Linked DNA regions of Mus musculus: region 2 is linked to region 1. Evidence: chromatin loops called from intact Hi-C (ENCODE). Cell type or tissue: heart. All regions are shown on one strand. Each heading gives the region's core, and the rest is flanking DNA. Links, peaks and the distances in the headings are about the cores only. Region 1 holds the start of Donson (downstream neighbor of SON). Region 2 holds the start of Tmem50b (transmembrane protein 50B).

What was found. A loop is a pair of places that touch in the nucleus more often than their neighbours do. Peaks named below come from ENCODE experiments on the same cell type or tissue, not always from the same donor. Only the 100,000 strongest peaks of a DNase experiment are listed, where the experiment ranks them.
Region 2: a loop joins it to region 1, with 2.6 times the contacts of the local background. A loop is called at or near these places in 2 of 42 quality-filtered maps.

Annotation. Positions count from the first base shown.
Region 1 is chr16:91,676,763-91,692,738 of GRCm38, reverse strand. Donson (downstream neighbor of SON) reads left to right here and starts at 4,011. Exons shown (of 10, transcript NM_021720.1): 1 at 4,011-4,332; 2 at 4,864-4,944; 3 at 6,369-6,572; 4 at 8,259-8,437; 5 at 8,928-9,106; 6 at 9,918-9,996; 7 at 10,119-10,223; 8 at 10,446-10,644; 9 at 11,370-11,582; 10 at 12,713-13,474. The coding sequence starts at 4,027. The coding sequence ends at 12,850. It overlaps Cryzl1 (crystallin, zeta (quinone reductase)-like 1), which reads left to right. Exons shown (of 13, transcript NM_133679.2): 11 at 35-140; 12 at 1,990-2,035; 13 at 2,824-3,417. The coding sequence ends at 2,923. Gm10785 (predicted gene 10785) reads right to left here and starts at 3,841. Exons shown (of 6, transcript NR_040389.1): 1 at 3,459-3,841. Son (Son DNA binding protein) reads right to left here. Exons shown (of 12, transcript NM_178880.4): 10 at 15,263-15,334; 11 at 15,035-15,150; 12 at 13,547-14,638. The coding sequence ends at 14,579. In heart, for the core only: no CTCF peak of the experiment used is centred there; a DNase peak (open chromatin) is centred at 3,898; H3K4me3 peaks cover 2,238 bases; H3K27ac peaks cover 1,342 bases.
Region 2 is chr16:91,589,983-91,605,958 of GRCm38, reverse strand. It overlaps Tmem50b (transmembrane protein 50B), which reads left to right and starts at 8,279. Exons shown (of 7, transcript NM_030018.3): 1 at 8,279-8,377. In heart, for the core only: a CTCF peak has its summit at 6,506 (motif pointing right); DNase peaks (open chromatin) are centred at 8,158 and 10,658; H3K4me3 peaks cover 2,098 bases; H3K27ac peaks cover 1,360 bases; H3K27me3 peaks cover 1,232 bases.

The DNA.
Region 1 (15,976 bases), core at 1-8,000:
TAGTGGTTGCTTTGTCTTTGTCTCTTCTATAAAGTTGGATCCTCCAGATAGCCACTGCCTTTTCCTCAAGGGAGCAACGGTGGCTTTCCTTAATGATGAAGTTTGGAATTTGTCAAATGCACAACAGGGAAAATATCTTTATATCCTTTTTTTGTACTGACTTGAATTTGAATTGCTAGCTTTGAATTGCCTTGTACTCATAAATTCTTTCAATGTAACAATAAGAAATGATAATTAGCTGTGAACTTTCCTTGAGTCTGTCTGACAGTGTGACATGTATCTTGTATTCATTTAAACATTAAGTCTATGATGCCTGAGTAATGTAGCTCCATTTCACAGGTGAGAGGCTACTGTTGGGTGCCCAGTGGTGCAGGGAGCAAGAGACAGAGTCATAATCACACCACAGGGTCTAACCCCTTCTGAATGGGAGATAAAGAATGAGACAAGTGGAAATTTTTCTTTTGCTTTTAACCTGGCATTACCTGATACCTAAATTGGTAGCATACTTAACTTTTATGATGGTGCCACTGCATAAAATATTCCTAAATGCTTACAGTTTAATTTTATAAGTATCATAATGGAACTTTTTTTAGAAGTTTATTTATTTATTTATGTGTATGTCTGTGTACCTAGTGTCCAAGGAGACCAAAAGAGGGTGTCAGGTCCCCTGAAACTAGAGTTACAGACACTTATGGCTCACTTGAGAACTGGGAACCAAACCTGGGTCCTTTACAAATACAGCAAGTGATCTTACCAATGAGCCTCTCTCCAGACCTTCTTTTTTTCTTTTTTTAAGATTTATTTATTTATTATATGTAAGTACACTGTAGCTGTCTTCAGACACATCAGAAGAGGGCATCAGATCTCATTACAGATGGGTTTGAGCCACCAGGTGGTTGTTGGGATTTGAACTCAGGACCCTGGAAGAACAGTCAGTGCTCTCTCTCTCTCTCTCTTTTTTTTTTTTTTTTTTTTTTTTTTTTTTTTGGTATTTCGAGACAGGGTTTCTCTGTATAGCCCTGGCTGTCCTGGAACTCACTCTGTAGACCAGGCTGGCCTCGAACTCAGAAATCCGCCTGCCTCTGCCTCCTGAGTGCTGGGATTAAAGGGGTGTGCCACCACCACCCGGCCAGTCAGTGCTCTTAACTGCTGAGCCATTTCTCCAGCCCCTCTCCAGATCTTCTTATTTATTGTTATTTTTCTTAATATGGATATACTATTGATTGCTAGTAACATAGTATGTTAGTTACATTTTTGTTGCTACGGCAAGCACCATGACCAAAAGCAGTTTATGGAAGGGTTCAGTTGGGCCTACAGTTCCATAATGGCTGGGAAGCCTTGTCATCAAGATAGGTGAGAGAGAGGGAGAGAGAGCGAGCAGTAAGCAGGGATGAGGCCAGGCCATAGACCATCAAAGCCTGCCCCGGTGAAGCGCTTCCTCCAACAAGGATGCACCTTCTAAAGGCTCCATAACTTCTCTAACACCAACCGGGGCTGATTCTTCAGACTCAGGAACCGGTGGGGGACATTTTTCATTAAAACTGCCACAAATAGATGCATATTAACTTGTTTTTTTTTCTCATTTTTGAAACAAATAAAAGAATTTATGGAAACAAGTTGAACCTGTTACCAACCGGATCAACTGATGAATGTTAACTCCCTGTGAGAGCTGAAATGCTGACTATACCGCGTGCATAATGCTTAAGTGAAGAAGACCATGGCACCCCTGACCAGCTCCGTGCTGACTGGCTGGCTGGCTGGCTGGCTGTCCTTACCACTCGCCTTCCAGCGCTTGTGTTCCTGTCACACCTCAGATACTGCTAATCATCCCGTTGCTCTAGCAGTGACTGACAGTTTTAGTAGCTGTGGTGCCACTTTGAATTTGAAAGTGCAAAGCTATATATAAAGAAAAAGGAGTCCTGCCCAGCATCTTGAATGGTTTCTTTACCCCTCTCTGCTAAGTTGAACCTTAACAATCCTTCCATTTACGTATCTTAAAAGATGTGATGGAGAAGTTATCAGCTGGTGTTTTCAGGTATGCTAAAACAAAAAACTAAATCATCATTTTTCAATTCTCAAAGACATAAAGAGTTTGTATTCATTCCAATTTTATGGTATATCTAGTACTTGTATATATTTTTTTTAATTCACTGTAGACAAATAGCTGTTCTTTCATGTTTCTCAAAATGTGTCTGCTTGTGCACCTGTGAGGATTGCCACAGAGAGAGGATCTTGTGCTTTTTCTCCCCCACACCCCTACCCCCATTCTGTTGTGTGTCTCTCCTTTCTCCTTCCCCTCTAGCCAAAGAATTTGAAATAATTCAGAGCTTGACAAGGTTGTTTAAATTGGGATTTTATATCAATTATAAAGTAAGAATTAGATAAAGGGACTGAGTAGTATATTTTTTCTTTCAAAACCTAAACACTTTTAGCCCAGTGTTGTGGCACACAGCTGTATTCAAGGCACTTGGAAGGCTAAGAGTCATGAGTCTGAGGCCATACTGGGCTAGCTAACAAGACAAACCCAGTTTTAAAAAAGAAAGAAAAGGGGGGAAATTACTACTTCTTTAAGCCACAGAAATATTAATGAATGCATTTGTAATTTCTGTTTGGATTTTTCTTTTTAAGATAGCTATCTAGCTCAGGCTGGCTGACCAGCAACTTGCAGAGGTTCACCTGCCTCTGCCTCGCCAGTGCTGGGATTAAAGGCTCGAGCTGCTTGTGTTAGATAAAGGAAAATAAGCAAATGTGTGGTCTACTGCATCCTGCGTGCTGTGCTCCTCTGTGCCTGTGCCTGACATCTCGAATCATTTCCCTCCTCAGGCCTCTGCTCGATGAGCCCATCCCACTGTATGAGGCAAAGGTTTCCATGGAAGTTGTTCAGAAAAATCAAGAAAGAAAAAAGCAAGTCGTTCAATTTTAATTCTCTTCCCTGATCTCAGTCGGATGCACCCACACCAGTGGGGGAAGCCAGTTTTCTTTGGAAATTGTTGAGAAAAACCAAGGACGATAAAGCAAGATTTTATATTTTTAAGCCTGTTTTCCTGCCACAGTAAGATGTTTGGTTATTTGACATATTTGAAAAATACTTCCAAAATTAATGTGCAAACAATCCAGATAATTTTTTTACCATCTGAAGGGGACATTCCAAAAGCTTCTTTTAGTTATTGTATCTGTACACTTTGCCTCTGCTATAAAATTCTTTCCATTAAGAAAACTGCTTTCAGCAAAAGCTACACTATTCTAGCAAATACATCTGTCACATGCTTTTGCTATACCAAACGTCATTTGATTTTGTTATCAACTTCATTCTCAACACCTTCCTTAACAAACCGTTGATGCCATTATTTTAGCATTTGTACTTTCCGACTTCAAAGTATCTAATCCACTGGCATTTAAAATGTTTTTAAATATTCATTCACTCTGAATTTCTCCGAGATCATACGGAATCATAGTACCTGGTCCTGTAGTAGTGACGGCATTTGCATAGAGGGCTGCGGTGGTCGGGCACTGGGGACAAGGGTGGAAGAGTTGGCCTGCGGCTAGCCTGAAGCTGGCGGACATTTCCCCCTCGTGGGTACTGTGTTGAGCTCGGCCCATCACCGTCTCTCTCAGAATGATATTGCGGCTTCTCACGGAGAGAAGTAACTGCCCATCACCACCAATCAATGTGTTGTTTGCTGTGCATTCATGCTCCGTACCCGGGGCTGACACTACGCCCGCTGCCGAGTTGGTACTGTTAATCCCTTTTCCGAGCCCTACCGGGTGCCGCGCGCCGCCGTCGCGTTCTCAGCGACGCCGACCTCGCAGCAGGAGAGCCGCGAGCTGCGCGCGCCCGGCCGGAAGCGGCCACCGGGAAATCTGTTGGGCGGGGCGGCACGGCCTGGCACGCATGCTCCGTCGGGGCGGGCCCGTGGCGGGGCGGGGCCTCAGGAGCCTCCAGTCCGTGAGCAGCGCGGGGTCTGGGCGGGGCCGGGGCGCGCGGGAAGCCCCGGCAGGGCTGCGGAGCTGCCTCGGTGCTGCGCAATGGCTGTCTCGGTGCCCGGCTACTCGCCTAGCTTCAAGAGGCCGCCTGAGACCGTGCGGCTCCGCCGGAAAAGGTCTCGGGACCATGGTGCCGCCGTGCCCGCCTCACTGCCGGAGCCCGCGCCCCGCCGCGCCGCGCTGGCGGCTGGGCTGCCCTTGCGCCCCTTCCCGACCGCCGGCGGCAGAGGAGGCGCCGCCGCGACCATCGCCCGCAGGAACCCTTTCGCTCGCCTGGACAACCGGCCGCGAGTCTCGGACGAGGCCAGCGAAGAGCCGCTCCGCGGTCCTCAGGGGGCGTCGGGCCCGGTGAGTCTCCGCGTCCCGCAGCCGGGCGTCAGGGGTGGGAATGGGCGCGAACAGCCGCCGCAGGCTGATGTCCTGAGCTGGGGCGGGGGAGGGGGTGGCTGCCCTCTCCTGTAAGAAGGACTTAGGGATGGATACCCAGGAAGGTGGCTCGAATAGTCCTCCGAACTGTGATGGAAAGCCACAGAATCTGCCTTCTCACCATCCTTTCAAGACCTTTTTCTCAGGCACTTGAAATTACTGTGGACTGTTGAAGATAAATCGGGTCAGAATTTACAAATGTTGGTTTTACTCATAAAGCTTTTTTGGAACTTTTGGTCTAAGATTTTTGTATCAGTTATTAAATGCGTCAAAGTCTGGCCTTTCCTCCCGTTTAGATAAGTTCAGGCACAAATCTGCAATGAAACATGGTACTGTATGGATGTGAGCTCCCACTCACTCTCCTGAGAACCTGGTGTGCCAGGTGAGCCCTTACATAGTTCACATTCCCTCATCGCTTAGGTTTTAAAAGGACCACTCTTTTCTTAACCTCAGCTTCTAGATTCTAATGAAGAAAATAACTTGCTGTGGGAGGACACATCATCTCATGAAAGAACTGGCACGGAACTGTCCCAGGTACTTTTAAAAATTACATTTCTAGTTTGTGCCACAATTGTGTGTGTAGAGGCCAGTCCCTCCACTGTGTGAGTAGAAGGATTGGACTCAGGTTGTCAGGCAGGCCAGAAGCAAGTGCCTCTACCTTCTGAGCCATCTCAATGGCTCACTCTAGGAAATACTTTCAAAGGGCTGAATATAATGTATATTCTAATAAACATACTTCTCAAAAGCTTTTCTCTTGAAAAAATGAGTTCCAGGAATGAATTCAAAGTCTGGGACTGAACCTCAGTTTGTAAAATGCTTGCCTAATGTTCAAAGACCTCAGGGCTGGATCCCCAGGAATTCCATGAATTACATGGGACATGATGCTGTACACTTAGAGCTGTCTCACTGGAGTGAAGGAGGGATTGCCAGGCCTTTGATAGCATCCTCAGATGCAGAGACAGTTGAGGCCAGCCTGGGACACATGAGAACCTTCTCTGAGAAGAAAAGAGAAACTTGAGAGTGATTATTTCTATACAGGTGTTTTGATACTAGACATGGGCTCTGGTGGCCAAAGCCTGCTTTGTGCTGGGGATCAAGCTCAACACTTCCCACAAGTTGAGAAACAGTCTGCCCTCCCTTGCTCATAGTTACAGGTAGATGCATTTTTCCCCACTGGGAACAGGCTGAGAGTGCCCAAGATTCATGCTAGTGTTCACATAGTCAGCTTCTCTGACAGGATCTTTGTATGATGTTCCCTAAGGAAGTCCTTCTGGAGTGGACAATACGGACTTGTGCAGCTAGTTGACTATAATTGTTTTTTCTTTGTATTTTTTTTAAAACTGAAGGTAATGTTTTTAAAACCCTTTAAAAGTTCTACCAAGATGGCTAAGCCTAAAGAAAGAGCTGTTGTCTCTATACTATTGTCTCAGTAGTTCTGAGCCTTACAAGATACTTTTTAAATACTAAGAATGTAAGTGGGCTTAGAGGCAGAGGCAAGTGGATCTTTGCATTTGAGACCAGCCTGGTCTATAAGAGTGAGTTCCAGGAGAGCAAGCGCCATGCAGAGAAACTCTCTCTTGGGGGGTAGAGGATGGGTACTGGAAACATTTCTACTTTGCTGTCTGTAGTATAGAAATATGAAAACTCAGAAGTGAGCCAGGACCCTCCAGCCCCGCCCCACCTGGCTTTATTCACTTATGTCCTCTCGGGTCAGTTCTCTTCCTCCGACTCAAACTGTCAGGCTTAGTGGCACGTGCTATTACCCAGTGAGTCATCTCTGTGCTCTGAGACCTCTCAATAGCTTAGTTTTCCTCCCTCTCGACTTGTCAGGTATAATCCATTTTTAATATTAGACCATTCATAAATTTTGACATTTAGCAAACAGGAGTAGAACTGATAAGTCTTTATTAAAAGGTTTTCCTTGAAATAGTAATTTTTGTGTTCTTTGTTTTCCTAAGAGTCAACGTGTATCGTTGTCTGAATCGGACACTTGGTCGTCAGATGGTACTGAGTTACCTGTGGACTGGAGTATTAAAACCCGACTCCTTTTCACCTCTTCTCAACCCTTTTCCTGGGCAGATCATCTGAAAGCACAGGAAGAAGCCCAAGGACTTGTCCAGCATTGTAGGGCAACAGAAGTGACTTTACCCCAGAGTATACAGGTAAGTCTGAAATGAAGGAGCCTGAGAGGAAGGGGTGTGTGTGTGTGTGTGTGTGTGTGTGTGTGTGTGTGTGTGTGTCTGCGTGTCTGCACATTGCAGGTATCAGGACGACAGAGTCTAAGGATCTAGTTTTGTGTCCCAGTCTTTCCTTCTCTGCCTTGTTGCCTTGAAACAGGAATTGTATGAGCTTAGGGCTCATTTTCTTTAGCGAGTCTGGTGGCGTGGTCAGCCCAGCAACTCTCCTGGCTCCACTCTCCTCAGTCCTGAGGTGACAGTCAGGCACAGGATAATCTCAACTTGTTGCCTGGGTCCCGAGTTCCAAACTCAGGTTCCTGTAATGCTGTTAATCCAGCCCCTGTCAACCTAGGCTAGTGTTCAAATGAAGTGTAGAAGGCTCTTTCCTTCCTCAACGTAGCATGAGCTGTTCTTCTGACATGTGCAGAGTCCAGAAGTTGACGTCATTTCTCCCGAAAGGTACTTTCACTTCCTGTTTGTCAGGTTAAGAAGTGCTCAGTACAGCTAGAGACTGGAGATAAAACAGTATCGTAGACAGGCAGTGTCCTCTCTAAACCATCCTTTTCTTAGGTTTTTAAGAAAACATAGACAATTGAATTACAGTAGCTGATGAAGTTTTGCTCATTGTTTGTTGTTGGTGTTTGTGGTTTTGTTAAGTTTGTCGGTTTTTGAGACAGAGTCTTACTGTGTTGTGTAGCCCTGTCTGTCTTGAAACTCACTTTATATACTAGACTAACCTCGAACTCACAGAGATCTGCCTGCCTCTGCCTCTCAAGTGCTGGGTATACTGTGGTTCTTAATAAATTAAATAATAAATGAGTTCTAGAATGGCCTCAGAGTAGTTTAATTGCCATGAAGCAGCTCATGAATGCAGACTAGGTTATAACGGTTTGCTGGAAATAGGGCTTGAGATATATTTCTGGATAAATAGATCAGGACAGTTTGTACTTAGTGGGGTTCACTACTTTTGAGGTTGCATGCCCGGGGGAAGAATGCTCTTCCCGGGGGTCGGGGGGACTTGGTGCTGTCCTATGGGAAGAGTCCTCCATGCACACCCCTCTTCCAATCATCCAGTAGCTCGCCATTGTTCTCAGGGAAGGCAGAGACAGAATGTCCCATCTCCACGAGTGTGCTCTCTCCAGTGCGGGGTCAACACACACTTTGCTGTTCAGAAAGCAAATGTGGGCTGCATTTTAACCTCTTAGCAGTTGCTAAGGTCTCCCTTGTAATTATTGCACTAAGAATTCTTAGACTGGGTGGCAAAGGTGGCTCAGTGGTGAAGATAGAACACTGCTCCTCCTGAGAGAGGACCCACGTTCCCACTGCTCAGAGCTCCAGCTCCAGGCCTTCTACTGGCACCTATAATATACTACAGGCAAACAAAAAATTAAAAATAAAAATCATTTCTGGGGAGTGGTGAGGGTGTTTGAAGCAGTCTTTCCACATAGCCCTGGCTTTCCTGGGACTCCTTATGTAGACCAGACTGGCCTCTCGTAGGCCATCCTTCCTCCTAATTGCTGGGATTAAGGGTGTGTGCCATTTACCCCCAACTAACAAATAAAAATCTTCTTAGAAAATTGATTAGACTAAGTGTGTGATATGTTCAGTGTTTCTAGTGAAATGTCACCTTCGTGGTGAGTAAAAGTCACCTCTTTCCCCACCGAAATTTAGGATCCCAAACTGTCCACTGCGCTGCGCTGCGCCTTCCAGCAGGCTCTGGTCTACTGGCTTCACCCTGCCTTTTCGTGGCTGCCACTCTTCCCTAGAATTGGAGCTGATAGGAAAATGGCTGCAAAGACAAGTCCGTGGTCAGCTGATGAAACCCTGCAGCATGCTTTAATGAGCGACTGGTAAGCTAGCCCAGTCCAGAGGTGAGCCTGCGGGAGCAGGCAGGACGCTGCTGGTGGCTGGGTGTCAGCAGAAGGGCTGATGCTGAGTAGCTTTCTGTGTTTGTGGACGTTGTCAGACACGCAGTGACCAGGACTTACATTTGCTTTTTCCCGACTTGATCATTATCAGCTGTGTAGTACACAGTGTATAACGGATGTCCTGGACAAACAGCAAAAGGTAAGGCTTCCAGCTTCTTGTCAGTTGATGCTTTCTCATCAGAAGTTGTTCATGGTTAGGGACCAGGTAAAAACTGCTTGAAAGAACATCTGCAGCCCTCAAATGCAAAATTACACAACTTCAGAAACTCAACACAGTATTTGAAATGTTGGGTTTTTATCTACATGTTAGAATAAAAGAAATTAATTATTAATTAATTAAATTATTAATTAAATTAATTCAGAATTGAATTTAAAATATTGTAACACCTGAAAAACCTTCCTTTCTTCCTAGGTCTGTGAGTTTCACATCTCTGTATAACCTGCTGAAGACAAAGCTTTGTCCCTATTTCTATGTCTGCTCCTATCAGTTCACCGTCCTGTTCCGGGCAGCAGGACTGGCCGGAAGCAGTGTGATCACAGCGCTCATATCCCCTACGACAAGAGGCTTAAGAGAAGCTATGAGAAACGAAGGTAATAGCTGCGGCTTCAAAGGCAAGAGTCCTCTTGCCTTAGACGCTAAACTTTAGGGGCTGGAGGGACGACTTAGTGTTAACAAGCATGGGTTGTTCTTACCGAGAACCTGAGTTTAATTCCCAGCACCCAGGTGATGGCTAAAAGCCTTGCAACTATAGCCCCAAGAGATCAGATGTGCTCTCTGTAAGCACCAGACACATAAGCAGTTCCCGGACACAAACACCCATAGGCACTAAAAAAAAAAAAAATTCATCTTTTGCTAATTGGTCATCAATATTTTATGAGATGTAGTTTTTTTTTCTTTTCTTCCTGCTGGTAAAGGTGTCTGAAGGTACCTGGAAGTTACTTATGTTCCCTTTTCTGAACTCTGAGGTAAAGCACATATTAGGTCCTGTAAGCCACTGTCTTATTGAATATACTCTGCTTTTTAAAAGAAGACTGTACATTTATTTTGTATGTATGCATGTGTTTCTGTGGGCACACACATACCAAGGCGCACATGTAGAGACAGCTTCAAAGAGTCCTTCCATTCCATTAATGTGAGTTCTAGGATGTGAACGCAGATGTCATAAAACTTGGCAGATTCTGCCCACTAAACCCTCTCACCAGTCCTAGATTGTTTGATACCAAAAATCGTCTAATCTCTCCTTTAATAATTTTAAAACCATGCTATCTGCTCAGTTAGTGGGTCTAGGAAGGGCAGAAAGGAGAGAGACAAGTCCTTTTTATAGAAAACTTAGTCTGTGTAGCCTGAAAGTAGGACACTCCTGGTTAATGGAAGAAAATTGGATTATATTTTCTGATGTAGGTATTGAATTTTCTCTGCCTTTACTAGAAGAAATTGGCCATAAGAAGAAAGTTCGAGACCCAAGCCTGGAATCTGAGGAGTACGTAATCATAGCCCTTTGCATATTCACTTTCATGGATTCTCTAATTCAAACTCAAGGCAGTCGGTTTGTAACAGCATCAACTCTGTGAATATGTGCTTCTAACTATATCAGTTTCCTAGGGAGCAGGCAGTCAGTGACGAAGATGAAGAGGAGAGTTTTTCTTGGCTGGAAGAGATAGGCGTGCAAGATCAAATTAAGAAGCCAGACGTGATCTCTATCAAGCTGTATCCTTTGTGTTAAGAACTTCCACTGGGTTAGTGATTTTAACACAGTCCTTGCTGCTCAAGTATGAAGTGTTTGTTGGTTTCTCATCTTCAGATGGTTAGCATTTCGTTAAAGCTGTGACTGAGCCTGGAAGGCCCAGGTCTCTGGAGCCCGCCCACCCGCCCAGGCAGCTGGCTGCGCCTCTGTGAGCTACTTTTGCTTTCCTTGACTGTTGTCTTCAGACGTAAAGAAAAACATGAAGTACAAATGGACCACAGACCTGAGTCTGTCGTACTGGTGAAAGGACTCAACACCTTCAAACTGCTCAATTTTTTGATCAACTGCAAGAGTTTAGTTGCTACCTCAGGTGCACAGGCAGGTCTCCCACCCACTCTCTTATCCCCAATAGCCTTCCGAGGTGCCTCAATGCAAATGCTTAAGGTAAGTGTTTACTTCATCTACATACAGTCCAGCAATTTGTGTTGTTTTTGTAAACCTGGGGTTTCTGTAATCCTGGCTGTCCTGGACATAGACTACTGTGATCTCAAGTTTACAGAGATCCACCTGCCTCTGCCTCCTGAGTGCTGGGATTAAAAGCGTGTGCCACCATTCCTAGCTCAAATTCTCAATTTTTAAAAAATAATTCTAGGGACTCGGGAGATGGCTCAGTATTTAAATATGAGAACTGGCTGCTCTTGCAGAAGACCCAAATTCAGTTCCCTGCACCCACGTGGTGGTCACAGCCATTGGTAACTCAAGTGCCAAGGATTCTGATGCCTTCTTACCCCACGGGTAACAGGCACAACTGGGTGTGCATGCATTTGAGAAAATACAAAATCCAGCACACGGGAGGCAGAGGCAAGCAGATCTCAGTGAGTTAAGGAACAGCAAGGCCTACATAGTAAGACCCGATCTCAAAAAATGTGTGTGTGTATATATATGATAGCATATAAACAAGTTTTCATAATTGTAAACTGTTGTTGCATACTTTGGGCTGTGTGTCGGCACTGAGACTGCGTGGGGGAGGAGGCCTACTAGACAAGCAGCTTGACCAAGTCGCATTCCCAGGAGTTTTGGTTTTGCTTGAGAGCTAGGTGACATGAGTTATATCAAATCCCTTTTACTAATTTTCTGTACCACATGACTTTTTTTTAAATGTTCTGAAGGCACGGAGCAGTAATGTAAAGACACAAGCTCTTTCTGGATACAGAGATAAGTTTAGTTTGGATATCACAGGGCCTGTCATGCCTCATGCATTGCATTCTATGAGCATGCTACTCCGATCTTCACAGAGAGGGTCCTTCTCTGCAGGACTGTATGCACACGAGCCAACTGCAGTTTTCAATGTTGGCCTGTCTCTGGATAAAGAACTGGACAGAGTAAGTAGACCAGTCATACCCTATATCCTCTTGCTGGGGTAAATGTCACTTGTGCCAAATTTATATCGTTTGAAAACAAGTTACAAATTAATATCCACATGGGCATAAGATAAATTTCATGAATTTAGGAAATGCTAAATATGAATTCCTGATTCCTTTGTAGTTTATGGAAACATGATTTACCCCAGCTATTTTTCCCGTTTCTCATGTCTGTGTACATAACTTGCAGTTCTGCATGTGTTTAAGAGCACCCGGGATTGAGCGAGCTCACACGGAGCTGCTCTTCTACCTCAGTCATCAGTGTAGTCTTTTCCTCAAGACCTGAATGTCTGAACGTGGCTAATCTTGCTAGCTGGTCTCTGTGTGCCACCTTCAGACTAATTACAAGTGCAAACCATGTCTGCCCAGCATTCTTGGGCATTCTAGATAGCCTCCAACTCTGGTTATCACACTTGTACAGCAAGTGTTTTAACACTAAACCATCTTCAAGCCTTAGTTACTAATTTATTTTGGATTGTCTTTTTAGACTTTTTTTTTTTAAAGATTTATTTATTATATGTAAATACACTGTAGCTGTCTTCAGACACACCAGAAGAGGGAGTCAGATCTTGTTACGGATGGTTGTGAGCCACCATGTGGTTGCTGGGATTTGAACTCTGGACCTTCGGAAGAGCAGTTGGATGCTCTTACCCACTGAGCCATCTCACCAGCCCTTTTTTAGACTTTTTAAAGATAGTTTACAGTCCTTTAATTGGCACAGTATTTATCAAGCCTAATAGACTAGTTAATTTAGGATTTTCATACTACAGAAATTATTAGGATTATCTTCTAGCTATGATTGACTGAGCCATTTATTGGCAAGTCTTTATGGGGATTATTAAAAACTTGGTGAACCAAGCAAGAGAGATGGGTCAGCAGTTAAGAACACTGACTGCTGCTCTTCCAGAGGTCCCGAGTTCAATTCCCAGCAACTACATGGTGGTTCATAACCATCTGTAATGGGATCTGACGCCCTCTTCTGGTGTGTTTGAAGACAGCTCTGGTGTACTTGTATAAATCTTTTAAAAACAACAAAACCTCGGAGTTCAAGAACTAATGTGCTTTATGGATGTGGACTTGTGTTTTCCCAGAAAGTTGCTCGTGAGGACCTTGCTAATTGTGGGCTGCATCCTAAAACCCTGGAGCAGCTCAGTCAGAGGCCAGTGCTGGGGAAGTCATCCCTGCGGAGTGTGGAAATGAGTGACTACATTTTAAGTTGGAGATCCTGAACACCAAAGTAAGCCTAAAAGGAGTCTGAGGAAAAAGCTTCCTAGCAAGGAAATGCAAGATGCGTAGGCCCCTGGCTTTTAAAGTTCATTCGGAAGAATATATTTTAAAATACTGAAATGTTCCTAAACATTTTTATATTAACTTATTACATGCAATAGCATTAGGTTTTAAATCAAGATTTTGCTTTTATTATTTTCATACATTTTCAGAGATGAAGATGCAAGGAGCTTCCTTAATACCTCAGATAATTCAAATAAGAGTTCTATCCCTGCAACTTATTGTTAACCTGAGTAGAAAAGTCAGTGTTTTATTACAATTGAGAAACAGACTACCTGTAGCAATTATTCCAATGGAGACTAAAGCATCCACATTGTACCTTAGACGAGCAGTGAGTTCTTTCAAGACGTAGGGAAATGAGCATTTTTACTAATGATTTCTAGTTCCTCTGCTCTCACGTATGTTCATCTTCTGTGTCAAGTCAGAGGGGAGGCTACTTTGTACTTCATCTAAGTGCTGGGCCCTCAGCCATGTCAACTTACTACTTAGTATGCTTACAGGTAATCTGTGTTTGCATGTGTGTATAAAATTCAGTATTTTTAAATAAACGTGCATAGAAATCACAAGAATTGGGTAAGAAACAAATAGTGCTTAGTTATATGTGTTCCATAAAAGCCAGAGAATAAGACACAACATTTATTCCAGAGAAGTTTGTATTTGGGCCTTAAGCTTTTGAAAATAAAGTTTAGAGACATAGCATATGAATACCACTGTAATACACATGAATATTCTATCAGACCCTAAAAAATTAACATAAACTTCCTCAGTCAACAAAATAGCGGCTGGGTGCCAATTTTTATTAGATAAGTCGGTTACAGCATTTTTATTTACGTCTATCTAGGTGTAGCTGAAATTCAAAATGCACATCAAAGTAAAACTATATCACAACTGAAGCCATACTAATATGTACTTGGCCTCTGAAGTTGGACTTCCATTTTGACTTCCTTCTTATGACCCAAGTCAAGTGGCTTTAATGGGAATGCAGGACTTAGTACTGATCATGACACAATGTATCACTTTCTTTTCATAATCTCTACAAAAAGGGGGAGATGGTGGCATAGCCCTGTGGAACAGATCTTGCTTCATTGCCTTAATAACACTGGCCCAGTATCTGTCCAGCAGAACCCATTGTGAAATAGTACAAGGTGCACAGCCCTTCACTGATTACAGGCAAGTGTTACAGCAGCCTAGCCGTAAGGAAGGGAAGTTACATCATAGTACAAAATACAGTATAAAAGCGTTATTTAACATTCCACACTGAATATTACTGATGCCCTCAAACAATTGTTTGGATGTTAGCCACTTAAACAAATACATCACTAAGGTAAACAATATAAACATACCAAAACCCTGTATGGTTAAATACAATTTCCATGGTACAAAAACGAAAGCCTGGAGATGTTTGTACAGATTGCTTTTTACACAATGTCTTAAATTGTGAAATATTTACAACATTAAGGAGGAAATACATTGTGATGCAGAGTAAAATTATCTGAATGATTAATATAAAACCTCAATCTATCTACGTGAGGCACTCCTGAAGCAAGTGGCATTAGCCATGAGGTCCTTTGGTACAAGGCCCATTGCTTGAAGAACCACAGTTGCTGCTGTGGCTTTAGCATGCTTCTTATTAGGGCTGGCAAAGCTGGGCTGGTAAGCGCTTCCATTTATCAATACCTATTCAAGAAAAACATACAATTGGGCTGGTAAGGGCTTCCATTTCTCAATACCTATTCAAGAAAAACATACAATAAGAACAGCATCAAACTTTAATATCTATTAGCTTTGTAATTTTTTACTAAATTCTAAAAATAACTATAAATTACAAACCCCACATTATAGAAATTAATCTCAGCCCAGAAGCAACAAATGATTTTAAAAAGGAAACTGCAAAATAAATGCAAGCCTCCATACTATTTTTAAAAGCCCTAATAAAAGTATCCCCACATTCCACTAGAAAATACATTTTGCCCATACCCTCCCTTTAATTTTGTACCCTTTTTATAAAAACCCAACCACATAGTCACATCTGTGACCCACCCACAGAATATTAATACTGATTGTATCACACTCATCCCTTAACCCTCTATCATGACTATGTAATTAGTATGTAAGTTCATATTTACCCTAAAGAGGAAATGTTTGCGATGGTCAGGGCCACTGTCATGGACCAAGAGAAATTCAGGTGGTTGCCACCTTCTCTTATTACAGATTTCCATCAAGGCAGACACAGGATGTTTGCCTGTAGAGAGAAAAACAACTAGTTATAAAAGATTCCCATCAACTTTGCAGGAATTGTGAATTGAAGGTAATTGAAGGGTAAAAGCAAGAGCAGGTCACAGGGCAGTGCTCACCTGATAAGTCTTTCATTGCAGCAGAGAAGTTCCCAGAACGCTTTTGTGCTCTCTCTCCTACTGCAACAAGACCTTAAAAGGAAAAGGGGGGAAAAAGGCAAATTTACTATTATACCTAAAAAAATGTAATAGATGGAGAAAGATGCCCCTCACTACTGAAACCTAAAAAAACCCATACCTTCAACTAAAATCCTCAGATGACTCCTATTTTTCCTTTATAATCATATACCTATGAAGAGATAAAACTAAAGGCGCCGGAGAAATAGCTCAGTCAACAAAGCGCTCGCATAAGGATCTGAGCCTGAGTTCAGGAAAGCCAGCTGTGTTGGCACAGATTAGTAGTTCCAGCACTTGGGTGACAGGCAGGTGGGGTCCCTGGTGGGCTCCAGGCCAGTAGGACTGCCTCCCAAACGAAGGTGGACAGTGCCCAAATGACGCGACATAAGCGTGTAGAGATGAGTGTCAGGTATCCATGAGCATCTCAGAGTTAAGCTCTAAGAGGTGGTAGCTACTAACTACAAGTAACTTACAAATTCATCATCTTTTAAAACAGCAAATAAAGAGTATGGCCCCCAAAACACAAAGGGAGATAGGCGAAGCCTTCTATCAAGTCAGTGCCTGCTGTCTTAACAAATTCCCAAGTTCTCAGATAACATCTTCCTGAAAAAGGCCACTCACTACACAGGAATAATGCCATAAAGCCCCAACAGCTCT
Region 2 (15,976 bases), core at 2,828-10,827, 90 kb after region 1:
CAGTAAAGTGTAGAGCCATGGGGACCCCAGTCTAACGCCCAATGCCCATGTGGAAAAGCCAGGCGCTATCACAGTTGTAATCCCAGTGCGGGAAGGAGGAAGCAAGTGGATCCCCAGGGCTTACTGGCCATTTGGCCTCACAGGATTGGCAAGCCCTGGGCCCCCATGAGAGACCATGTCTCAAGCAAAGCAGAGTCCCCCACATCAAAGCAGACTAGAAATAAGTGAAAGATGTCTGAAGGTGAAACTCTGGCTTTCACATGTGTTTGGACGTACATACATGTTCATGCACACAGAGAGAAAGATAAAACCCAGCTCACAGGATTGAGGTTTTGCTAGGACAAGAGATGCCAGATGCTGGGCAGTGTCCTGGTTAGTTAGTCAGTGGTCCTCCGGGGAAGCTGCCGTCCTAAAGGGGTCATTTGAAGAGGACTCCTCAGTTGTTACAATGATAGGACATTGCTACCAGCAGACCTTCTGGTTATCAGAGTTGAACCAGTATGGTCTCTTGACTGGCAGTCCTTACTGGCATCTAAGTCCATGCCATTCTGCGTGTTAGGTATTTCAAACACAAGGTCTGAGCACAGGCAGACTGCCAGATGTTTTCCAATGCTCAGAGCGGTGAGGCACAGTCAGGAAGTTTTCCTTGCCTCACCTGACTTGCAAATGTCCCAGTGAAGAGTCACATAAATAAAAAGCCTGCTCGTTATCCCAGCCTAGCCTGGCATCACATTGCACGGAAACGCAGCATATTATTTGCTTGCTATTAATTATGCTAACACATTCACCACTGAGCAACAACCCCTGTGGACACAGTAAGAAAACTGTGCTTTGCCTTCTTGGAAATTTTACTACGGGATATACCCCCAAAAGATCTTTTGAAATAAATTGTGTGTTTGTATGTGTTCATGTACATGTGTGTATGGTATGGTATGCGTGTGTTGGTGTATGTGGAGGTCAAAGGTCAACGTCTGGTGTGTTCTTCTATCAGTCTTTCTTTATTTTCTGGGCCCGGGTCCCTCACTGACCCTGGAGCTTCATCTCTTTAGTCATGTTGGGTAGTGAGCCCCAAAGATCTCCCCCCTCCCCCATTAGCATTGGGAGAACAGGGCACAGCTTTTCATGTGGATGGTGGGGATGCTGGGGTCTGAACTCAGGTTTCATGCTCGTGAATGAGCGCTTTACCAACTGAACCATCACCGGGACTCTGGTATTTGAATTACCTATACCACATAGCTATTGCAGTTTGTGTTTAAGGTGCTCCGTGAAAACATATACGAGAAGATATTAGAGATCTTTTCTAATTTAGAATAAAATACTACTAAATAAGTAAGTGGAGCAGCCAGCCTTCAAGGTAATCCTCAATGAGTCTCATCTTCTTTTTTTGGTTTGGTTTTCGAGACAGGGTTTCTCTGTATAGCCCTGGCTGTCCTGGAACTCACTCTGTAGACCAGGCTGGCCTGAAACTCAGAAATCCGCCTGCCTCTGCCTCCCGAGGGCTGGAATTAAAGGCGTGCACCACCACGCCCAACTTTCTTTTTGTTTTTAAGATTTATTTATTTTTTCTATGTATATGAGTACACTGTAGCTGTCTTCAGACACACCAGAAGAGGGCATCGGATCCCATTACAGATGGTTGTGAGCCACCATGTGGTTGCTGGGAATTGAATTCAGGACCTCTGGAAGAGCAGTCAGTGCTCTAACCACTGAGCCATCTCTCCAGCGCTAGAGATCCTTTCTAATTTAGAATAAAATATCACTAAATAAGTAAGTGTAGTAGCCAGCTTTCGAGATACTTCAAGATAATCCTCGACGAGTCTCAACTTCTGATAGTCATGGTTTTGAGCAATACCCTTGACCATTGTATCAGACTTGGTCTATGTGGGCAGGAGAATGTACTATGACATATCACTTCTGAAATTCTCTCTCTCCTCCTCCTCCCTCCTTCCCTCAGAGAGAGAGAGAGAGAGAGAGAGAGAGAGAGAGAGAGAGAGAGAGAGAGAGAGAGAGGAGGTGAATCAGTGTGCAGGCATGTGGTCCCATGGAGGCCAGAGGAAGACATCGTGTGCCCTTATTGCTCTCTGATTTGTGGCCTTGAGACAGAGTCCATTGTATCTGGAAGCTCACTCTTTCGGCTAGGCTGACCAGTAAGCTCCCGGACCCTCTTGTCCTTACCCTGCAACCCAGCAATGCTGGGGTCACAAACATGTTCAGGTGTGTTTAGTTTTTGTTTGTGCTGGGGCTTTGAGCTCAGGTCTTCATACTTACAGTATTCCTACCTACTGAGGTCTCTCTCTTCCCTCTTCCCTCTCCCTTCTCTCCCCTCTCTCCCTTCTCTCCCCCCTCTCCCTTCTCTCCCCTCTCCCTTCTCTCCCCCCTCTCCCTTCTCTCCCCTCTCCCCTCTCCCCTCTCTTTCTCTCTCTCTTTTCAAGTCAGGGTTTCTCTGTATAGCCCTGGCTGTCCTGGAACTCACTCTGTAGACCAAGCTGGCCTTGAACTCAGAAATCCACTTGCCTCTGCCTCCCAAGTGCTGGGATTAAAGGCGTGTGCCACCACTGCCCTTCGAGGCATCCCTTTTAATTAAAAAAAAAAAAAAAGAAAGAAAAGAAAAAAAAGAAACTTTAAAAAAAGCCTCAGTGATTGGGCTATGTAACTGAGCCTAGGCCACTAATCACTTAGCATTTCACTGTGTACAGGGATTGGCTTATGGGTAGTCAAATCGGTGGGGGTGGGGGGACTACTCTTCTCCAGGCTCCAGAGGAAGCAGTTCTGTGGAGATGTAAGACGGAATGATAGTGGGACTGAGCCAAGATGCTGTAAGAAAATGTCATGCGCTGAGGGATTCAGGACAGAAATTCATTTTTCACAGACTTGGGGCCCCGAATTCTAGGATCAAGTCTGCCTGCAAACTCAGTTTCTGGTATGGGATCCACCACCTCATAGGTGGAGGGAGTGAAATTAGTTTTTTAAAAATTGCATCTATCTATCATCTATCATACATCTATCATCCATTTATTTATCTATCATCTATCGATCCATCCTTTTTTTTTTTTTCTTTTTCAAGACAGGGTTTCTTTGTATAGCCCTGGCTGTCCTGGAACTCACTTTGTAGACCAGGCTGGCCTCGAACTCAGAAATCCGCCTGCCTCTGCCTCCCGAGTGCTGGGATTAAAGGCGTGCACCACCACACCCAGCTCCTTTTTTTTTTAATTTATTTATTATATGCAAGTGCACTGCAGCTGCCTTCAGACACTGCAGAAGAGGGCATCAGATCTCATTACAGATGGTTGTGAGCCACCATGAGGTTGCTGGGATTTGAACTCTGGACCTTCGGAAGAGCAGTTGGTGCTCTTACCCACTGAGTCATCTCTCCAGCCCCCATCTATTTATTTTTTTAAAAAGATTTTATTATTTATTTATTTATTTATTTATTTGATGTATACGTACACTATCACTGTCTTCAGACATACCAGAGGAAGGCATCTGATTCCATTACAAATGGTTGTGAGCCACCATGTGGTTGCTGGGAATTGCACTCAGGACCTCCTGAAGAGCCTTCAGTGCTCTTAACCACTGAGCCATCTCTCCAGCCCCATCCATTTATTTTATTGTGTATGAGTGCATGCCCACTTGTATGTGGATTATTTTATTGTGTATGTGTGTATGTGGAAGCCAGAGGACAATTTGAAGGAATTGGTTCTCTCCTACTTCATGAAATCCAGTGATCACCCTAGTTCTCCAGCCCTGTCAGCAAGCCCCTCTCCCCTAAGCCAGCTCCCAGGCACAGAGAGCTCTGTTTACAAGGGCTTTAACCCTGTTCCCGAGGCCACCATCCTTGAGATCAGCCATAGGATTTCAATATACGAACCAGGTCTGAGGAGGCGTTACTTTCAGATCATACCCCTTACCACACTTCCCCCCAGATTTACAAGTCACATTAATTTTATTATTTAAGCCAATATGAGGTGACGTTTTTCTGTTCCTTGTCACGAAAAGAAGCAAACTAAACAGTTTGTTAGTCTCCACCACAGAAAGTCTCGTTTCCTCTTCTTCCAGACGCAATCTCTCTCTCTCACACTGGAGGTGTCCTAGTGCTATGTCTGTCGCTGTGATAAAATACCCAGACAAAAGACAACCTGCAGAGAGGGTTCATTTTTGGCTTATAATATAGGGTTTCAGTCCATCAGAGAAGTCGGGGCTGCAGGAACTTAAAACAGCCAGTCACATCAGACCTACAGCCAAGAGCAGACAGCGCACGCCTGTCCCCTGCTCAGCACACATTCTCTTACACTATCCAGGCCCCCAAACCAGGGAACGGTGCCCCTTTCTCAGGCCAAGTCTTCCCACATCAATTAGAGCAGTCACGACACTCTCCCATGGCTCTCCCCTAGCCATGTCTGCATGTGTGCAATAAATCTTCATGTCACACGCGTTAAGGAAATGGTAGCATTGGTGCGATCAGAGGGTAAAGCTTTTAGTACAAGTGCCATAAAGTGTCACCTCATATGCAGGCCTGACTTCTGAAGAGGAACCTCAGCAATAATCACCATGACCCAGGTGACAGAGGTGTTTCTAAAGTAAAGCTAGTGGGTGAAGCCGTTCTGTTACTCAACACAGTAAACCCTCTGAAGAGGAGACGCAGTATTTGAAAGTGTTTACACTTCCATGTGGAAACAGCCCACTGCAATCTTTTAGTTCCCATGGAGTAGGGTTTGCTTTGCACTCTTAGAAGATGGGCTATGAATTGCACCGTTAGTAGTACAGTCCTTGGCTGGCAGTTAAGGACGAATCAGAACAGCCCACCCAGCCTGAACTGCTCTCTGTTCTTGGTAGGTTTCTTTCTGGAGTAGAGCTCATTGGCTGTTTTGGGTGAAGTGGATCTTCGGCTCTGGTCCAAGGCAGAAAAGGATCCCAAAGTTTCTGCCGCAGACCCTCTGGGCCCCTTTGTCTGCGTGGAATGGGTCTCTAGTCGTGGGTGGACAAAGTGTAGGATGAGGGACAAACAGATGCACACAGGAGAGGTCGTGTGGAATCTGAATGTAATTTGTCAAATCGAGCGTCGGACTTTTTATGCAGAAGACAATAAGGAAGTTGGGTGACACACCAAAAGTACAAGCAAGGTACAAAGAGGTTACTGGATTCTTACATAAAACAGAGGAATGCAAACACAGAAGGTCTAACAGGAACCACCTGGGATAGAATTCATTGTTAACAACTGGGATCAAAAAGGGCTCCACCTGGGCTGGTGAGATGGCTCAGTGGGTAAGAGCACCCAACTGCTCTGCCAAAGGTCCAGTGTTCAAGTCCCAGCAACCACATGGTGGCTCACAACCATCCGTAACAAGATCTGACGCCCTCTTCTGGTGTGTCTGAAGACACCTACAGTGTACTTACATATAATAAATAAATAAATCTTTAAAAAAAAAAAAAAGAAAGAAAAAGGGCTCCACCTAAGATTCACTATCTTAGAAGCCAGGGTCAAGGGCTTCATGCCCTTGCCATAGTTCCTATTTTAGTCTGTTGAATAGTCCACCTTCCCCTTAGGCCATTGTAAATACGTGTGTGTGTGTGTGTGTGTGTGTGTGTGTGTGTGTGTGTGTATGGGTGTAACTCAGCTATAGTCTTAGAAGCCAGGTGTGAGGTCTTTACTCTCCTAGGGCAAGGGCTTTCACACCCAAGTCATGGTTCTAACTAGGGAGTTCCGTTCTAGCTAACCGTCTCAAGAATAATGCAATACTCTAAAACCACAGCCCAATCTACTTCCTAAACCATTGTAAATTCCTGTATATGGGAGCGACTTGGCTTTTATTGATAGTGTAATACGAGAGGCTATTCTGAATGTCACTGTCTAGCTCAAGGACGTTCTAGGACTGTTGGAACACTGAGGCTTTAGCTATGTCAGAATTCAATCTTAAAAGGCACTTATAATAGGATGATACTGAAAGAGAGCATGTGGATCCATACACTAGATTAACGCGGGAATGGAGAATTAAGAGAACTCCAGACTCCAGGAGGAGAGCTTCCTTGAAACTCTTTTTGCCTCATGAGCAGCTTTTAGGCATCCCTGCCTGACAGGCTGACTCGACTGGAGTGCCGTGGCAAGTTTCAAAATCTCCCCAGCCTGGGGAGCCTCGACAGACAGGTGCTCAGGCCAGAATCTAACAACGTATATGAGCAGCAGGGTGTGCTGGCTCACTCGGAGGCAGAGACAGGTGGATCTCTATGAGATGGAGATCAGTCTGGTCTACAAAGCAAGTTCCAGGGCAACCAGGGCACTGTTACACAGGAAAACCATGTCTTGGAAACAAACAATCAAAAAAATCAGCAACAAGACAAAACAAAACCACCAAAGTATATGATTGCATAGCATTTGGTGGAGTTCCAATTCAAGTAATGCATGTATGGAGGTCTGGTCTTTTTCTTCAATATTCAAACTCATTTTATGTGTATGAGTGGTTTTATTTCCCTATTTATTTATTTATTTCATGTATATAAGTATACCATTGCTCTCTTCAGACACACCAGAAGAGGGCACCAGACTCCATTGTAGATGGTTGTGAGTCACCATGTGGTTGTTGGGAATTAAACTCAGGACCTCTGGAAGAGCAGTTGGTGCTCTTAACCATTGAGCCATCTCTCCAGCCTGTGTATTTTTGTTTTGCCTGAATGCATATATGTGCACCATTTGCATGCTTGATGTCCAGGGAATCCAGAAGAGGAAGGTGGCCCCTGGATCTGGAGTTACAGGTGGATGTGAGCCCCACTCTGGGTCCTCCGGTAGAGCATCTTCCCAGTCCCCCTTGCCCCCCTTTTTAACTGATGGAGAAGTGAAAGCAGACGGCACATTCTGGACAGGCAACGCACTACTACTACACTATATCCCAGATCCTCCAGTAGTTTTGAGACAGGACCTCACTTCAGCTTGATCTTTTGTTTTGTTTTGTTTTGTTTTGTTTTTGTTTTTGTTTTTTTCGAGACAGGGTTTCTCTGTATAGCCCTGGCTGTCCTGGAACTCACTTTGTAGACCAGGCTGGCCTGGAACTCAGAAATCCACCTGCCTCTGCCTCCCAAGTGCTGGGATTAAAGGCGTGCGCCACCACGCCCGGCTCGGTTTGGTCTTGAATTTGCTGTGTAATCCAGTCTGACTGGAAATAGAAATATGCTTGAGACCATGATCATACCCAAGCTGAGACATTTTGGAATGCAGGGATCACAGGCATGTATCACCACACCTGTTTATATGATGCTTGGGATACAAGCCAGAGCCTTATGTATTTAAGGCTAAATAATGTACCAACTGAACTACATTCCCTAGCTCTGGGACAGATACCTAAAGATGTTCCCTTCTGCTGCCCCTCTTGCTTGTTAGTGTGTGTGCATAATCCCATACTCCAAAAAGGAATTTATGCAGTGAATATTTATTGAATACCTAAATCCTAGATTATATACAAGAACTACAGGAGTAACAGGATCCAGGATGTCATTTGTGACAGTTACGTGACACAAAAATCTTTTTGCTTTACTCTATCTAGGTGAAGTGTGTTTTTACCTTCAATGTAGTAGTAACTTGGACTTTGCATCTTTCTTTAACTGCATTTATATTCTGTAGGAAATGTGGTTTTTGAAGTTATGCTGAAAAATCCAGAGGCAGTATCTCTAAAGGAGATAAGTAAAGATTTGCTCCCAAAACAAGCCAAAAATCTATTTGGATAGACGGAAAAAGGAATCAGGCTGAAATAGCTATGTAGCTTTGCTTTGCGGGTACCCTCAGAAAACCAGTACTGACTGGGATCCCTGGACCTGTAACTTCATCTTCTGAGGTCTTGGTTTTTGAACGTCTTGGAGTGCGTTCTCGACTCTCGGCAGCTGGTGAACAATGCTCAACTGCTGATATGCAAGAGGACCTTGCGTAATAGGCTTGGGTTCCCCGTACCGGTGCTCTCACCGATGCTGAGGCGCTTGAGTTTACACTACTACCGCAAACCGCAGCAGGAGAGGTCCGGACCTCAGCTCCAGGACGCAGGTAGAGCACCGCGCCAGCCCCGCCCTCAGGAATCAAGCCCCGCCCTCTATCTAATCGGTCGCACTATGATTGGTCTCCGCAGAGCGCACGGGTCCAGCCCCGTTCCGCCTCTGAGGTCCCGGTCCCGCCTCCAGGGGTTATGCCCCGCCCACGCAGGCCACTTGCTGCAATCCCATTGGTTCCTGCGGTGCGCACGGCGCCTCGCCCCCGCCCCACCGGCGCCCTGGCCTCCCGCCCGCCGCCGGCCCCCGGCTCCCGGACTGAGGTTGATCGGGCCGCTGCTTCCCGGACAGACGCGCGCCCTCGACGTCCCTGCTCCTGCCTGGGCTCGGTGTAGACTTCGCAGGTAGCCGGGTGAGTGCGGTTGGCAGGTCTCGGGTTTCTGTGATCTGCCGATCGAACGCAGGGCGCCGGCCCGGCGCGGCCTGAGGTTCTGTGGCGCCGCCCGTGTCGGTGCCAAGGAGCGCGCGGGCGACCGGCGGGGCCCGGCCTGCGCCCGCGTCCTCTCGGCGCCCCGTGGCCCTGACGCCGCCGTGACCCGCGCTCAGCCGAGGCAGGCCGCTCCGCCGCGCATCTCGTCCTGAGTCTGGGGAGGTCCCCAAGGCGATCGGTAGGGGATGGAGGTCCTGTGGGGCACCGCCGCAGCCGCCACCGAGGCCCCACGAGCGTCTGGGGACGAGCGACCCTCCCGTTTGCTCGGAGCCGTTGCCAGGAACTGTCCTTGTATCCTTGACTTTCCCCTCCATCCTGCAAGCGCTGGGGGGAGAGGGAGGAGAGGGAGGAGAGGGAGGAGAGGGAGGGAAGTCTTTGGGAATTCATCCTAAGTGGCGAGTGGCCTTTTCAGAGAAGTAGCAGAGCAGTGGTCGTTGTAGGCTAGGCCATTTTGGTCTTTAGCCAGTAAGTTGGTTTTCACCACTGGAAGGTACTTGAGCCTGAGAGGTGGGTAGATACGTGACCTTTCCGACCGTAGCAGCAGAGGGCTGGGCTCGCTCTTCCACCTTGCTGCTGCGATGGGAGGAGGGGCGTGGGAATTCAAACCTCTCGCTGGAGTAGATATGCTCACCCTCAACAACATCCACCCCCCTACCCCCCCGTGCATCCTTCGCGCTCCAACTCTTCACCCTATTTGTACCACAAATCCCATTTCTAGATAATTCCAGGGGCGCTTATTCCCAGGCTTCTCATCCTCCTTTCTCGTTTGTCTTTTCTACCTGTGTGCGGCTTCCAAAAACCAGAGCCAAGCAATTTAAACACTTAAACGAGCATAGTGTTCAAAGACTTCCTGATCCTAAAAATGAAACCCAGAGGTTAATTTGCATAGCGATGCTTCAAGAAAAGCAGGTTTAATCGGAACGGGGTGAGGATGTAGTTTTTTCCTCTTCAGGAGACACACCCTTTGATCCTCCCCATTCTTCCTCTATCAGCTAGACAGCAGCCTTCAACGCTATTGCGTTGTTTGGTTTTGGTTTTGGTTTTCTAAATTCACTACTGGGGTCAATTGATTAAAGAATCAATCTTGCTTAGTCCTTATGTGTCTTTTAATGTAATAAACATTGAAGAAGATTATCAAGTAAAGTTTTCAGACAATACAGAAACAGCAAATAAAAAGTGAAACCCTCCAGCACGCCTTAAATCCCAGCACTCAGGCAGGTGAGGCCAGTCTTGTCTACAGCTCCAGTTCCAGGACTGCCAGGACTATACAGAGAAACCCTGTCTTGAAAAAAAGGCTGGGGGAGTTCCTCAAAATTCTCTCCTTCACTCTCCACTCTTTATGTCCCAGTTCTACTCTTTTTTTTTTAATTATTTATTATATGTAAGTACACTGTAGCTGTCCTCAGATACTCCAGAAGAGAGCATCAGATTTTGTTACGGATGGTTGTGAGCCACCATGTGGTTGCTGGGATTTGAACTCGGGACCTTCAGAAGAGCAGTCGACGCTCTTAACCACTGAGCCATCTCGACAGCCCCCCAGTTCTACTCTTAAGGAGGCCATCATAACACAATGCTATTTGGCAACAGATAATGACACATTTACACATTGATGTATGTAGACTAATCTTTTTTTTTTTTAATTAAAATTTTAAAAGTTGCTAAGAGGGCTGGAGAGGTGGCTCAGAGGTTGAGTGCTCCCTGCTATGAAAGAGGACCCAAGTTCAGTTTCTTGACTGAAGCCACATCAGACTCACAGCTCCCCTGAAACTCACACTCCAGGGAATCCCATGACTTTGGCCTCTGTGGGCACCTGCACTCAGATGCACTCCACACAGGATCACATATATACAATTTCAAAAGCCGTGTGCTGTTATTTGGATGTACAATAATGTGTTTTTGGTCTCTTACTGATAGACATTTTGGTTGCTTCACCTTGTAGGAGAGAGTCCTAAACACCAAAGCTGGGCCTAGCCAGGGCATCTGGAGGGCTCCATTCCAAGGGCTGGAAGGACAGCAGATACAGTCATTCCTGCGTTTTGTTCACCCGCAGCTTGTCTGCACTCTCCAGGGTCCATCACAGTCAAACCTTGCTCTCTGTGAGGCAAGGCCCAGTGGGTCTCAGGGCTTACAGGAGGAAGGCATCAGCGTGCCATCAAGATGAAGCCAGCCCTGCCAATTGGAGGGAGGGAGGACTCTGGGCCAGGCTCCAGGGCCATCAGCACAGGTTGGAGGCTGCCAGAGCAGTTGGGGCTGTGCGCTGCTTCCATTTGGCCTGCCATGCTCTGCCTCAGGGCACAGCTGGCTTCCTTAGCGTTCCTCCCTGGGTTGGCTCTCTCCTGTAGCATGCATTAGGTTGAGGGGTTTACCCTCTCTAGTGGTGCTCAAAGGCTGTTGGGGTTTGCTGAGAGGTGACCGTTTGTGAGCCCCTGAGGCCCTGCTTCGGTTCTCTTCCTCGCCCTGATTGATACAGTTGGCTAATAGATTCTCTCTAGGTTCTGCAGCTTCGCCCCACCCTGACCTGCTCCTGGGCTGCTGTTAAGCACTCCTCAGACCCTGGGCCATTTCCCCACTCATCACAGAGAAGTGCCACTTCTCTGTGAGTTTAATGTGGCGTGTGGCTCTGTTTTCATCCCCGAGTTGGGTATTTGAACCCCTTGAATACAAACAATGTAGAAGTATAGTCTCTAGGGACCCTGGAAATATTTTGTTGTTATTTTCTCTGTAATCTCTCTTGTCATTTTTATGTGAACTTCTGCTTCTGGTTCTCTAGTTTCCTTTGATTCCTGACATCCACCCTCCACACATAATTGTTTGCTTGAGATAGTTTCTTGCATTGTAGCCCAGGCTTGCTAGGTACTCATTATATAGCCCAGGCTTGCCCCAAACCCAAAGCTGTCTTTCTGCCTGATTCTCCCCGGTGCTGACTGTACAAGCAGGAGTACCATGCCTGGCTGGGTTTTTATTTTTTTTTTTATTTTTGGTTTTTGCCCAGATCTTGCTCTGTAATCCAGGGTAGCCAGGCCGTACTTAACTTGGAATTACAGCTCTCCTGTTGCAGTCTTCATAGTGCTAAGGGTTACAGACGGCACCTTGTCTGCTCGTATGCACGCGAGTCATCTGTTTGCCTGTGAGGATCAGAAGAGAAGTTCACATGGTTGGGAGTGGCTCTTGGTGTCAAAGCCCGGTCCTCTGTGTGACAGTTGATACTCTAACCCCTGAGCTGCACCCCGGCCTCTCTCTTGCTTTAACTCTTACTTCTCAGTTTTTCTGTTTGGATACTGTGCCACCTCATGCTTCTATTTCTCTTGTCTCGGCCTCTGGGATGCTGAGATTAGATGTGGCTCTTGTTTGTTTGTTTGTTTGTTTGTTTGTTTGTTTGTTTTTCGAGACAGGGTTTCTCTGTGTAGCCCTGGCTGTCCTGGAACTTGCTCTAGAGACCAGCTGCCCTTGAACTCAGCGATCTGCCTGCCTTTGCCTCCGGAGTGTTGGGATTAAAGGCGTGAGCCAACACCTTCTGCATCTCATTTTTCTTTTTCAAAACATATTTATTTACTTGTGTATGTCTGTGGGTATGTGCACGACACAATTCATGGGGTGGAGGCCCTAGAACTACTTAGGAGAGAGCTCTTTCCCTGGATTCTAGGCCTCAGCTCAGGCTGTCAAGCTTGGGTGGAGCAGGTGCCTTCAGGCTGCTGAGCCGGCTCCCTGGCCCGGATCTGCACTTAAAACAAAGTGTCCACTGAGATGGTTCTAACTCCCAAAGGCTAGTTTCCATCCTCAGTGTTTCTTAGCATGGTATTCATTTTTGAAATGCTTTTATACATTTTATTTATGTGTTTGTGTGTGTGTGTATGTGTATGTGTGTGTGTGTGTGTGTGTGAGAAAGAGAGAGAGAGAGAGAGAGGCAGGCAGAGGACAATTTGCAGGAGTCAGTTTTTTCTTAGTGTGTAGATCCCAGGGATCAAGCACTCAGGTGCCAGGTGCTCCGGTGTCAGGCACGGGGGCTGAGCCATCTCTCTGGCTCTCTTGGTTTTCTGGGCTTGGAATGACTTCCCCCCTCCCCCTTGTGGTTTGTTGTAACAAGCTACTTTTTTTTTTTTTTTAACCACTCTGTATATCTTTCAAGTTCAAAAGTTCTTGATACTGGTAGTCTTTAACTGTGCTTAGAATAAAACTAGGGGCTTAAAAAATGATTGCAGTCTCTGAGGTGTGGTGGAGACCTTTGCCGTGTTTTACTGCTCCAGGCCATCAGGTTACTGGAAACCCCCACACCTGCGATTTTGTACACTGCATCTTTTCTGGCAGGCTCCTTGGGGAAGAGTTGTCTCATTTGGAAGCTCGCCTGGTCACCGGTGTCCGAGCCACACAGAGGCCGAGACTTTGCATCGGCATGCGTGCAGTTCCTTACGGTGTTTCCCTGGGGGTGCCTGTCCCGGCTCTTCTGTAGGTACCATCAGTGTGGGGCACAAGAGATCAGAAGCAAAGCCAGCATCAGCCACAGGCTTCTCCCGCACAGAAGTCACCGGTGCTGGCAGCAGGAGAGTGGAGGGACCACAGGCCGCCACGTTTCTGATGTGCCCTGCTCTTTACTGCTGGGCCTCAGCTTTCCTGCCAGCATGGCCTTGTCATTTGCCTTGTCATGGCCTGGCTACATGAGACCCTTTCACATAAAAGGAAACAAACAAACAAGAAAGTAATTAAGAATTGAGACGTGTTGACTGATTCTGCGCTAGCGTGAAACACCCTAACGATGAAGGGAAAGTTTTACTGATCTTTGCTCCTTCCGTTCCCCCATGCTCCTCCCCACAAGAGGCATTTAGTAGTTATCTAATGGCTCTCCACCTTTCTATGCTTCAGCTCCCTAATAGTCCTCATGTTGTGCTGACCCCCAGCCATAAAAGGACATTCACTGTCCCCTCATAACTGTATTTCTGCTACTGTGGTCAATTGTGGATAAATAGCTGTGGTTTTGGATAGTCTTAGGTGAGCCGTGTGAAAGGGTTGTGTGGCACCCACAGGGGTGGAGACCCACGGGTTGAGAGGCGCTGCTTTAGAGGCAGGCGTTTTTGTGCTATTTAATACCATTGTATAAACACACCAGCTCTGGGCAGCAGTAACCCAGGGAGACAGGAAATAGAGGAGACCTCCAGTCTGTCATGTGACCACAATTTGTCCCAAGATGTGCATCTCCACTTGAGGCCCCACTAGGTCCCTGACGAGTCCTCTCTGGCCTGCTGGTTTCCGTAGTCTTCTGTATGTCCCCCTGCACGTCCTGAGGTGATTGTCACATCTACGCTGTCTGCTTGTTTCCCCTGTGAGCTGACCAGTGGTCTCTCACTGGACAACCAGGAAGCCTGACAGCGTACTTACTTGTAGATGGTATTTTAACACTTACGTTACACACCCTTTTCCTTGGGTTGATCTCAGTACCCGTCTCATCCTCTCGCTGTTTAGCACCATGCAGATGCTTTAAATTCCTCCTCCCACCCCTTACAGCCACTTCCAGAATCACCTCTAAGTTCCAGACCCAACCCTGCCACTTGCAAACCTGTTACGGTTTCCTTGTTGTTCAGAGCAAGGGTCTGTAAGCTGTAACGGGGGCAATGCTGCTGTTCCCCTGGGTTTCTGTTTGAAGATGTATTTGGGGCGGGGAAGAAGGCTTAGCCGTTAAGAGGTTCTACTCTTACAGAAGACCTGGGTTCAGTTCCCAGCACCCACATAGTGGCGCACAACTACCTGTAACCCCAGTTCCGGGGCATCTGACGGTCCCTCATGCCTCTGTGGGATCCTTCATGCATGTACACCATGCATACTTTCTCTCAGACGCATGCGCGCGCTCGCACTCCCCCCCCCCCCCCACACGTAAAATATCACTTTAAACATTACTTTATATGTGAGTCCTCGTGGGCACGCGTGCGTGTGCATGGTGTCCGGGGACGGAGAGAATGCCAGCCCCACTCTTCTGGAGCTGGAGCTGCAGGTGACGACATTGAAGTTGAGCTTCCCGCTGAGAGTGCTAGCTCCCCATTCAGATGCTTGCCATGCATCCAGGGTCCTGGTGTCTTGGGCCCTTTCTCCTGAGAGGTCTTCAGTCGGCTCCCGTCTACAGGCAGTGAAGGCAGAGTCTTTAGTGAGGTCTGTACTGATCCGTGTTGGGACTGAGCTTTCGGCTGCCTTTTTCCGTGGCCTGGCAGCTGTCTTTGGTACCGGTCAGCTCTTCCTTGTTCGGATACAGTTCGCTTTATGTTTGCTCCACCTCTTTGCACATCCTTAAACTCATCATTTCCGTGTCCTTCTGTCCTATGTCATCATTTTTATGTCCCTCTGTCCTACTCCATGCCTGGCCCATGCGGTTTAAGCCCAGGATGGTCACAAATCAGTGTGTGGCAATAACTGCAGTTTCTGCTTCTGGAAGGACTTCCAGCTGCACTCTGGGAATGCGATTACGGACGAGCTTTTGTGGGGAATGACGTTCTCCTCTGTAGCCTTCAGGTCTTGTTTCACACTGTAGAGACCTTGATGATATCGGGCTTCTCCCTGGTTAATATTGAATCTCTCATTAATAAATAGTCTGATAACACGTCCACAGGATATCTTGCTCAAAGTGCTAATATTGCCTTCTGTTGTACCAGGTACAAGACTTTGGCTGCTTGGTCACCTTGGTATTGTGAGTAGGTTTTGTGCTTTGTTAGGGTGTGCCTGGAAGTCCCAGCGGGTCCTTCTCCCCTCTGACCTGGTGGAACTGAGCCCAGCGTTTCCCATGCAGCGAGCAGCAGCTAGGGTCTCTTCACCATGCATGCAGTCAGCAGCTGCTTCCCCTGATGGCGTTCGTGGGGTCTCCATGCACCAGGCGCTCAGGAGTTAGTCACGGAACTGAAAGACAGTTTACACTGACGTGGGTGGGATTATCCCCGTGACTTACTCCCACCTCAGTGTCCCCTGACCTGGAATCTCACACTAGTAAATCCCATGGTTTTCTTGTGTTTCCTAAACTGGGAGTGGAGGCTGGGGCTGGGGTGGAGCTGTATAAAAGTGAGTCCAGGTCATTGAATTTTCTTGCTCATAAGGTTGAGTCTCCTTCAGGTTCTTGCTACTTTAGAGAAGCAATATCCAGTGGTTGGGGTTTTGTTTGTTTTGGAGACAGGGTTTCTCGGTAGCCTTAGCTGCCTGGAATTCAAGGTTACAGTTGGCTGGCCAGTCTCGAACTTACAGATCTGTGTTTCTCTGCCTCCTGACTGCTAGGATTAAAGGCATGTACCCAGCTTCAGTGTTTGTTTGTTTTTAACTCTATTGATTCTTTGTAAATTTCACACCATGCACCCCAAACCCACTCAACTCCTGTTCGTCCATTTGTACTCTCCACCCTTGCAACCTCGCCCCCAAAGGAAAACAAATGTCACTGTGGAAGCTGTCACGTGTGACAGTGTGTCCCACAGTACATCCTCTGGTCCACACCGCTCTCCTTGCAATTGTTCATTACTTGCAGCGAGTCATTGGTCTGGTTCAAGGCTCTGGCTTCGG